Regions from separate parts of the Homo sapiens genome. Here region 2 is linked to region 1. The links are chromatin loops, found by intact Hi-C in ENCODE. Cell type or tissue: breast epithelium. All regions are shown on one strand. Links, peaks and the distances in the headings refer to the core of each region. The heading gives the core; the rest is flanking DNA. Region 1 overlaps KIAA1328. Region 2 overlaps CELF4 (CUGBP Elav-like family member 4).

What was found. A loop is a pair of places that touch in the nucleus more often than their neighbours do. Peaks named below come from ENCODE experiments on the same cell type or tissue, not always from the same donor. Only the 100,000 strongest peaks of a DNase experiment are listed, where the experiment ranks them.
Region 2: a loop joins it to region 1, with 18 times the contacts of the local background. A loop is called at or near these places in 6 of 110 quality-filtered maps.

What each region holds. Positions count from the first base shown.
Region 1 is chr18:36,939,466-36,944,845 of GRCh38, reverse strand. The region is part of intron 5 of KIAA1328; the gene reads right to left. Among named protein-coding and RNA genes, the nearest start is that of KIAA1328, 110 kb to the right of the region's middle. In breast epithelium, for the core only: no CTCF peak of the experiment used is centred there; no DNase peak of the experiment used is centred there.
Region 2 is chr18:37,391,666-37,397,045 of GRCh38, reverse strand. All of the region lies in intron 2 of CELF4 (CUGBP Elav-like family member 4), which reads left to right. Among named protein-coding and RNA genes, the nearest start is that of SNORA111, 72 kb to the left of the region's middle. In breast epithelium, for the core only: no CTCF peak of the experiment used is centred there; a DNase peak (open chromatin) is centred at 2,805; H3K4me3 peaks cover 1,163 bases; H3K27ac peaks cover 1,303 bases; H3K27me3 peaks cover 432 bases.

The DNA.
Region 1 (5,380 bases), core at 87-5,086:
AAGTATTCTTTAATCTATTAATTGTTAAATGTAACAACCTGATTTGGGGTTTTATCCTCTTTGCTGGTCACTTCCTTCTTCAACAGATCTCCTCTCCTGGTTTCGCAGTTACTGGTTCATTCTGTTTCTTCCTTACTGATTGCTCCTTAAATCTCTTTCACTGATATCCTTTTCTTTACCCATCATTAAATGGACATACTCCCTAAGATAATGTCCAAGAACCTACTCTGTTTGTGCTACTTCCCCATGACCTTGTATTTTTTTTTTGAGACAGAGTCTCACTCTGTTGCCTAGGCTGGAATGCAGTGGCGTGATCCCAGCTCACTGCAAGCTCCGCCTCCCGGGTTCACGCCATTCTCCTGCCTCAGCCTCCTGAGTAGCTGGGAACAGAGGCGCCCGCCACCATGCCTGGCTAATATTTTTGTGTTTTTAGTAGAGATGGGGTTTCACCGTGTTAGCCAGGATGGTCTCGATCTCCTGATCTTGTGATCCGCCCGCCTTGTCCTCCTAAAGTGCTGGGATTACAGGTGTGAGCCACCGCGCCTGGCCCCCATGACCTTATATTCTACCACAGCTTCAAATTCAATACAGAGGCTGGAGATCCCCAAATTTCTACTTCTTAGCTATTCAAGAAAAACAGTATGACATGAGGTTCTACAGCAGTCCCATTTTACAAACATGATTATTATCCAGTAGAGTATGCACACATATTTGGTACTATATAGTTTATGAAGTGTAGGTAAGACAATTGATAAACATCCAATTCTTCCAATCATTTTCAGTATTTTCAAATCATAATGTTGAATTTTTACACTTAAATAACAAGAGTTAATGCTCCAAGAAAGTTTATCGTCCTACTACTGTTTACAGCATCATGATAATAGTGTTAAATGATGTCACTTTTTAACAGGAAAGTGCTAATACATACCAGTTACATTTTAAGGAAACATGAAATTTACTTTACCAGAGAATAATATCTCATGATTAGTTCCTGATTTGATTACTCTTTGAAGTGAATCCAAAATGGCATATGGTATAATACAAATGAATTAAGTTAGGATAACCTATATATAATAAAAGAGAAACCACACTGAATAAAGTTAAGGACTATGTTATCCATCAAAACAAAATTTCTTCTTTTTCTCCAACTGGCATCAATTAAATCACAGTATTATTCAGTTTTCCAACACCCAAATGACTTGTTTTCTAGTTCTATCTATACCACCTGTGCAAAAATTGTTCAAAAATAACTTAAAAGCAATGAACAATGCTAAATAACTCCCCACTCTGGTTAAAAACACTGATATGATCTATTTATATTAATCAAATAAAGATTACAGGTATTGCAAGACTACTGGACTTAACATTATCAGTGATGAAGCAGTTTATCTTTATCTGGCCCCTAGTTCAGATAATGGCTCTGAAATATATAAACCATGTAGAATGACAGACTGTGTTTTAAGACACACAGATCACCACTTGGGCATCAGCAGGTATCAATGCTGAGCAAGTCAACACATCAGCTAAGAAAGGTTCTATAATGAAAGTAGTTGTACACTTAAATAAAATACTACAAACAAAATTTTTGTTCCTTTATAAAAGGCAAATCTATCCTTTCATAATAAATATGCATACAAAGTTGGATTACAGCAATCATTATAGCAAGGGTTAGGTACTATTTATAATATATGACATTCCCTTTCAATATACATGCCCCAAACAAACAAGGAAGGCACTCTGCCCAGGTACATTGTTAGCTCCTTCAGTGCACACCAAGTGTTTTACATAAAGATGTCTGATGGGCCCTGATTCCTATACCCAGGGAGCAGTCTGCATAACACTGTAACAAATTCTAATAAGGCTAAGGGAATTAAATTTGCTTTGGCATCATTTCTAGGGCTGATTCCTGGAATAAAATTTGGGAATGTTCTGTCTCTATGAATTGGTAGAGAAATTTTAAATTAACATATGTGTCGATCAAGTCACCTGTTAAATCTCCCTTTTATTAAGCAGTAAGAGTCACAATAATATAGCTAAAAACATTCGCTCCCCAGTATACAGACATAATGTCTCAGCTATATGATGGCTAATTTCTACCATACACAAGAGATCAATTAAAAGTGAAATGCAAGGTCTAGTGGGTGGCACAAGACTAAGCCACAGAAAGGGTTACTCCTATTAAAAATTAATCTGGATTTTGTTTTCTCATTAAAAAATACATTCAGATTATAAAATGAAAACAAAAGCAACACTGCACAATTTAGCTGTCTTTTTCTACCAAATTGCTTATAACTGTAACTATAAAATGATAATTTACCATACGTATAGCTGCAAAACTAAGAAAAGCACTCGTCAGTGGTGCTGCGATTTGTGAACCTACTACTCCCCCTACTGCCTGTGGAACTGAATTGCAGTAAAATTAAAGGTTTGTTCTATGTCTCTAACAAAGCGTGAAATTTCATATACAGTCAGTTCTGCTACACCACTTGTTCAGAAAACCAAAATTCGTTCCTGTGCATTTGATGTATTTGGAAGCAATTTGAGCATAACGTGAATATCACTGTGAGAAACACCAGGTGCAGGCAGAAAACTACATCTAGCTGACCAAGCCCAGTAGAAATATTTAAAATATGCGCCAACAGGCCTCACATCTTAAATATCTTCCAGCTATTTCAGTTCCCTTTGTGTTATAAGCCATACCTACTAATAGATGGTGTTACAACTTTATATCCCACTTCAGCAACCTTCCCTATACCATTTTACAATAACTCAGAAGCTGCAACCCTTTCAATATTAACTTCCACAAGCATACTTCAGTTTTTTCAAGGCAAAGTACCATATTTATTGTAGTATTTATGAATTTCTTTATAACATAATGCATGTACAACTGTTCTATCATTTTTATTAGGTTCTTTTTTTTCTTAATGTTTCACTAAACAATTTCTTTTTATTGTTGTACTTCTAAACCTATTTTTCCCATAAGCTTCCTGGGGTCTTTAGTAATGATTCTGCATGGTATGGTGATTTTTAGAAATGCAAATGTCTCCTTATAGCAGAACTGACCATACAGTAGTAAAATGTAAATGCCTCTTCTATATTTGTGAATAGGGTAAGAGTAATTATGAATAAATATCAAAATTTTATAATTTTAAAAAATGTGTTTTATATGTCTATTTCCATGAGAGTATTACTGACTTTTTCTATCTCATTTAATTAATTAATATTTATATACATGTTTATTTATTTTGAGATGGAGTCTTGCTCTGTCTGTCGCCCAGGCTAGAGTGCAGTGGCGCAGTCTCAGCTCACTGCAACCTCCGCCTCCTGGGTTCAAGTGATTCTCCTGCCTCAGCCTCCCGAGTAGCTGGGATTGCAGGCATCCACCACCAGGCCTGGCTGGTTTTTGTATTTTAGGTTGAGATAGGGTTTTACCACGTTGGCCACGCTAGTCTCGAACTCCTGATCTCAAGTCGGCAGTCCACCTCAACCTCCTAAAGTGCTGGGATTACAGGCATGAGCCACCACACCTGGCCTCTATCTCCTTTTAAAAAGGCTAGAAAGGCTCTCTCTCTCCTCAGGTACAGAGCTTTATAAGAATTCAGGAGAAAAAAATTATACATGTATGTGTGGGTATACATATTTTTAAATATGTTAAAGTATATATATTGAAATCTGTCCCTTTTGCTATTCAAACTATTAATCATACCAAACGGTTTGTGTCCCTGCTCTAATTTGACAACCAAGATCTTTCCAGAAGCCTGAGGTGAGTAAACGTCCAACTGACTCAAAAAATGGGATGATTCCTTATTTCGCGTTCACTTATCATTCAAAATCTGAATTGGTCAAAAGTCGCATAAGAAAAATGAGCACTCGGCTGTGCATGGTGGCTCATGCCTATAATTCCAGCACTTTGGGAGGCCGAGGCGGGTGGATCACAAGGTCAAGAGATCGAGACCATCCTGGCTAACATGGTGAAACCCCATCTCTACTAAAAATACAAAAATTAGCTGGTCGTGGTGGCATGTGCCTATAATCCCAGCTACTCAGGAGGCTGAGGCAGGATAATCGCTTGAACCCGGGAGGCAGAGGTTGCAGTGAGCCGAGTTCGCACCACTGCACTCCAGCCTGGTGACAGAGCGAGACTCCGTCTCAAAAAAAAAAAAAAAAAAAAGTAAAATGAGCACTCTATTTACCAATGATGAATGCAGCTTATTATAGGCTTTTCAGTCTTCTGAAAAATACAGGCATTACATTCATATAAAAGGGAAGTCAGGATAAAACTTCAAGAATTCATAGCCTTTCACTTAGTTAATAGTCTTACATCAAATGCTTCACAACTACAGCAAGCTTTGTCAACGGCATACCTTTCTTATCAAAGTACACTTCATGAATAGTTGTCTACACTGGGTTTAACCTTTCTATATAATCAACCTGCCATAAAAAGAGAAAAACTTACTGTCAGGAAGGAAGTCTAAGTGTGGTCCAGGGACAGCAGCACTGGTATCATCTGGGAACTTCTAAGACATGCAAAATCCTGAGCCGCACTCTAGATGTGGATTCGATTCTGCATTTTATCAAGCTGCTCAGGTGATTAACGTGTACCTTATAGCCTGAGGAGCACTGGTTAACAAGCACTGTCTAAACCACTATGACAAAATTCTAGGTTCCATTTCTGCCCATCTTGCACTTCTGAAGTCAAGAAAAGCAGCTTTTCTGTCTCCAAAGTCATATCTTTTTATAAGAAATTAACTGGAATGTTCATTTTTTAAAATGTGCCATTTTATCAGTCTTTCCCACCTTGTTAGAATACAGTGTCTTTGGACACAATGGATAAAAAAATTCAACTATTTCTCTTTCAAAAGATATCTGAGATAAAATTGACTAAATATGTCTAAATGTTAATTCCTAAAAAGACATATATAAAAGAATATATAAAATAGATATTTTTTCATATATACATGTAAAACAGCAGACATTTGTTCAATAAAAACCGTGGTGATCATCTCAATAGATGTAGAAAAGGCATTTGACAATATTCAACATCCTTTCATAGTAAAAACTCTCAACAAATTAGGCACAGAAAACATGTACCTCAACACAATAAAGGTCATATATGAAAAGCCCACAGCTGACATTATACTCAATGGTGAAAAGTTAAATGCTTTTCCTCTAGGATCAGAAACAAGAAAAAGATTACCACTACACCACTTTTATTCAACGTAGTGCTGGAAGTTATAGCCAGAGCAATTAGACAAGAAAAAAAAGTAAAAGGCATCCAAATAGAAAAGGAAGAAGTGAAATTTTTTGTTTGCTGATGATATGACCTTATATTTAGAAAACCCTTAGAACTCCACCAAAAAAAATTTAGAGCTGATAAATG
Region 2 (5,380 bases), core at 314-5,313, 450 kb before region 1:
GGAGGCCCAGTGTCCAGCTGCCACACAGGCAGGCACACCAATAGCTTGGCCAAAATGAAGACATCCAGACACAAGCCTGCACCCTCAGAGACGGAATCCTGGCTCTTGCTCCTTTAATTAAGAAAAACAAAAGATATGAGCAGGGTGAGTTTGCCTCAAACATGCTGGGGAGGTACAAAGGATAGGTTCTTGGCTTCCTCTAGGAGGGCTGTCTGGGAGGAACACACGTGGTGGCTTGGCTGTGCGGTCACTGAGACTGAGGTCATGGGTTCACACCCTACAAGGTGTGGGGGAAAGAATCCAAATCTCCTATCCCAGACTGACCCCAATCATAGACTCAGAGTGATCCTAGTTTTCTCCAGTCACCCGCCTCATCCATGCTGTCTCTTATAAGGACACTGGCAAGACCGTGCAGCTGCATTCACTCAACCAGGGCTTACTGAGCACCTACTATGTACCAAGCTTAGTGCAGAGGACACAGCTGTGAGCAATGGAAACACCTTGCTCTCACAGCGGCTCACCTCATCAGCTTTTATCCCTGACTCACTCACCGTGGTCTTTTATTTGTTTCTGTTTGTCTGTTTTTAATCCTTCTGAAAACCTATTCCCATCTACCATCTTGAGACATGTTTTCAATAGCCAAAAATTTACAGATGGAAAAAGGGCAGCACAGCTAGGACAAGAATTTGGATCTCCCATCTTGCAGCAACACATTGTTCAAGCTCTGTAGCATGTGCTGTGTGGTCACAGGCTGCACAAGAGCACTGAGGCCAGGGGCCACAGTGGCGTGTGGCTGTTGGCAAGGCAGGCAGAGGTACTTGCAACCTCACATCCACTAGCACATCCAAATGCATCTTTGCTGAGTCCTGAGAGAAATGTGACAAGTCAGAGTCTTCTTGCAGTCTTGTACTTATGGACAGAGAGAAAGAACCCACAGACTAGACAGAATCCTTAATCTGGTCGGGGACCATGGGTTGGATTTACCTAGACAGGCAAGAATGGGGAGAGTATCAGAAGGGGGGACCTATGAAGACCAAAGATGCCAAGGAGGAGTGAGTGAGACAAAATTGCCAGGGTCCATGAAGGGAGCCGAGCAAGAAGAGAGCAGGTGTGGCTTAGAGCACGGGAGTTAGATGGATCAGTCTAGCTGGATGGGGCTGGGAGGGCCTTGGATCCCAGGCTGGGGAGTTCACACCATGGGGAGCTGAGTGCCCCAAAGCCAGCCTCCTTTCTCCTCTGGCTGCCATGTGGGGGCCTCAGGACTGGGTCTGGTAATTGTGTGTGCTATTTGGAGTTCTCAGCACCTGGCAAGCCAGGCTGGCCCCCAACAACCAAGAGGTCAATTGGATTGGACTTCAGCGCCTCTACCACTTGACAGAGTCGTGCCCCCAGGCAAGAAACAAGATGACAGATTCTCTCTGTGAGATGGGGACCCTAGCATCCACCCCTCACTCACCTGACCCCTCAGGGGCTTAGTGTTTTACAAGAGGATCCCAGAGAGAACTACTGATCTCAAAATGACAAACTGCTATAGTGGACACCAAGATACTGTGGTTCCCTTCCCCTAAATCTCCAGTGAGCACCTGCTATGCATGAAGTGTGCGGCGCAGGAACGGGGAGGATACAGAGGGGTCAGCTCAGACTGCAGCTTGCAAGAGCCTGGAAGGGAGAGGAGGGAACGTGTCTGGCCTTTAACACACAGCCCAGCCCGCCGTGGGAGCAGTCATCACCCACCAAATGAAGTAGTGCAGGAGGAAATGGTGGGGGAAGCACACAAAAAAAGCATTCTCACCAGGACCGTGGGTTGTAAGTGCCACAGGAGAAGTGCAACATGACTGCAGGAGAAAGTGAGCCTCTGCCTCCCTGTCCACTAAGGCTCTGCCAGGGAGACAGTGAACATGGCATAGACGAGGTGACATGGTGAGGGGATATGTAGACAGAAATAGTGGTCGAAGCCCAGGAAGATATGGGAAACCCATGGCCACGGGCCTTGGACAGAATTTGAAGGTTGGCAGTGGACAGGTGAGACTTGGATCTGCAGGGGTGGGTGGCAGACTTACTCTGGGGACAGTGAGTGGAGGCCGGGTGGGGGGTGGGGGGCGGGTCTTGGGCATGGCAGGAAGGCTGTGGAGTGATGGCCACCAGACAGGCCTGCCAGGGAGGGAGTGATGCTGGAGCACCCACACAGCCTAGGGCCTAGGAGGTGGCCCCAGTGGCCACTGCAAGAGCAGGTCAGGAGCTGCCCTGGTCTGGGGGGAGTGGGTGGCTGACACTTGCATCCTGGAGACAGCAGACTGCTGGGTGTGGCAGGCCTCCTTCTGGACCCTTCAGTCCTCCCACCTTCTCACCCGTGTGACACCCCCCATGTCTGCAGTGGAGTGGAGGGGTGCTGGGGCTGTCGTGGGAGGGCCCTGGCATCGCCTTATGAAGACATCTGTGTCTCTAATGAAAAGTTACCCGTTGCCGGGCAGGGGAGAGACACAAATCATTAGGAATCAATTTAGCTCTGGCCAGCCATCTGCCTGGGCCTCACTTTGGGGGAGCCGGCCGCTGCCTCATCACACGCTCCACCTCCCAGCCCAGCCAGGAAGCACGCGCGGCCAGAAGGAGGCCCGGCTGCTGGACCAAGGGCAGCTCACGGCCTGCCTGGTGCCCGCATGGTATGCCCGTGGACGCCGGCCAGGTCTAAGGTCACGGCGGCTGCACGCGAGCAGGAGGGGAGAAGCCGCCCAATTCCGTCCCCCAGCTTCCTGCCTCCCGCCCCGCGTCCCTCTCCCTGCTCTGCGCTGCCCGCGCCCTCCGCCCCGCCCCTCGCGCCTGTCCAGAGTGGGAGGTGGCGGCTGCCGAGCCATCTCTCTGGCCATGGTCACAGCTCGGTTGCTATGGAGGCCGGAACCCCGCTGCCCCGCCCCCGTCGGGCCGGTCCCCGAGCATCTGCCGCGGGCCCCTCCCGCGGGTCTCGGAGCCCAGCGCCGCCCAGAGGAACGCGCCAGTTGTCGCGCGCGCCCTGCGGCCCCCGACAAGCTGGCAATTTGTTGTTGTTTGTAGAGTGCTTTTGTCATGCAAATCCCAGAGCCGACCTCTGGCGCTCCGCTCGGAGGAGGTGGGGTGTTTTTGCCTTTTTTTTTTTCCCTTAGCCTTTGCAGTTGGAATTATTGGTGTTGCTTAAAATTAAAAAAAAAAAAAAAAGCCGCGTAAAGGAATATCACTTAATTTCATTTGAGTGTAGCATTTGTCGCTGTCAAGTGTGCTCCGCACCTTCAGAGATTGCTCAGATTGGGGATGGGTTGTTAGTTAAAAGGTGAAGGAATCTGCCTAGATGGGCACCTGTCACCAAGAGAGACTCAGGTACCGGGGCTGGAGCACCAAGTCCCAACTCCAAAAGCCAGCCCCACCCAGTGTAGCCCACACCTCCTCTCCCCACCACATGCCTCTGTGGGACTTGGTCCCCTCGGGGGATGTGGGGCTGCAGGCTGCTGGCAGAGCCCTCCCTCTGTGAGCAATGAGTTCCCTGCAGGACTCCAGGCAGCCCAAACCCAGCTTTGCCCACCCAGACCTGGGCCCAAGTGTCCAAAGGGCTGCTTCTTGAAAACCTGAGCCACCCCGTCCACAAGTTCCTGAGCAGCCCCTCCTGAGGGTGAAAGTTGGGCCCCAGCCAGTGCCCTGGAGAACAACGAATGAATGACCCCTTTGTGTAAATTTACCCCATGCCCTGTTTCCATGGCTCTGAGTGGCTTTGAGCAAGTGCCAGGTACATCCCATCAGGAGGTCTGTATCTGGGGTGGGTCTTCCCCACTGGGTGCCAGGCCAAGCTGGGCACCCCTTGACCAGGAGGTAGCAGGAGGGCATCAGGGTATCCCCGAGAGGAACCAAGCCATCTCCTCAAGCCTGTACCCTGTCCCTGCAATCCATGTGTGTGTCCAACACACCGCAGTCCCTGTGTCTCTCTAACACACCGCAGTCCCTGTGTCTCTCTAACACACCGCAGTCCCTGTGTCTGTGCAACACACTATGCCTAGGCATATGCTGGTGTCAGGCCCCATGCTGGGCATGGGGCACCACAGGGAACAGACAAAAATAAAATCTGCCCCCTTGGAATGGAATGACATGGGAGAAGGGAGATAATCTACCGATAAACAATATCAATGTAGGCGCTGATAAGAGCTTTGAAGAGGATGAAGCAGATGACGGGGGAAAGGGAAGGGGCTGTTTGAGATGTGGTGTCAGGGAAGCCCCTACTGAGGTGACTTTGAGCTGAGACCTGAGGGACCACTGAAGCATGCTCAGTAGCACAACAGGCTAGTTTCTTTCTACAACAAACAAAATCCATCTGAGTTTGTGAATTGCAGAATGCTTTTTTAAGCATTTGGGTCCAATGCTTTGGGGACCAGGAATTAAATGGTCTGCTAGGGAGTGCTGCCATACTGCACTAGGTAGCATCTCTACTTTGCTTGTGGGCACAAAGGAACTTTGGAGGTGAAGGAAACAGCCTGTTGTTGGAGGGAAGGCAGAGCATGGCCTTGCAGTGAGCGCTGCCTCTTCCCCGCTCCTCTCAGCTCTGGGTTTCTAGTTCATCCGAGTGGTCAGCGGTCAGATCCAGTGTGAGGAGCACTAAGCAAGAGGCTTCACCACATCTTCTTTCACAAGCTGTGCACCTAAACATGGAGGGTTCAACAGTGCTTTCGGGGGTTGCCCCTTATGCAAAACAGATGGCCCAGTGCAAGCACAGAGCAACGCAAGCTAAAAATGGGGATGGCTGTGGGTGGCTTTCATGGAGGTACCCTGGGGTGCAACTAGGTCTTCTCTCCGTGACGGAGCCTGTCCTAGCCCCAGCTCACCAGCTCACAGCTCTTCCCCAGAACTAGCTTGTTCTTGGGGGAAAACCTTTCTTTCTCCCACTTCCCCCACCACAGTGATGAGCAGATATGGGTGTGTGAAGCTGAGTCATCGTCACAGAAGTGGAAGGGAGCAGAGGCTCTCAGCCCCCAGGGTCTCCCTGAATTCGGTTCTGGTGACCCAGTTGCAGGCATTATGGTTTACCCCTCTGGTTCTCAGCCTTGCACACTAAAAGCCACCCTGGGACCAATTGTGCCTTGGATCCAGGCTTTCAGGGTGGGGTAAGACAGGCGAAACTCCGCAGCTGAAAACGCCTGGTGCCGACTGCCTGCTCCTGTCTGCGCAGAGCACACTCACTGCAGCCTCTGAGCTGCTCGGAGCCTTATCCTAGCTGTGCCTCTCTTGTGTCCTGAATCTCCCCCCAGACACTCAGTGTCCTGCCATCTGCCCTTGGTGGCATCCTCTCTGACAATCAGAAAACAAGCTCTATGCAAGGCCCTGAGGGGATTCAGGCGAGAATTCACTACGTGGACCAGCCAGCATT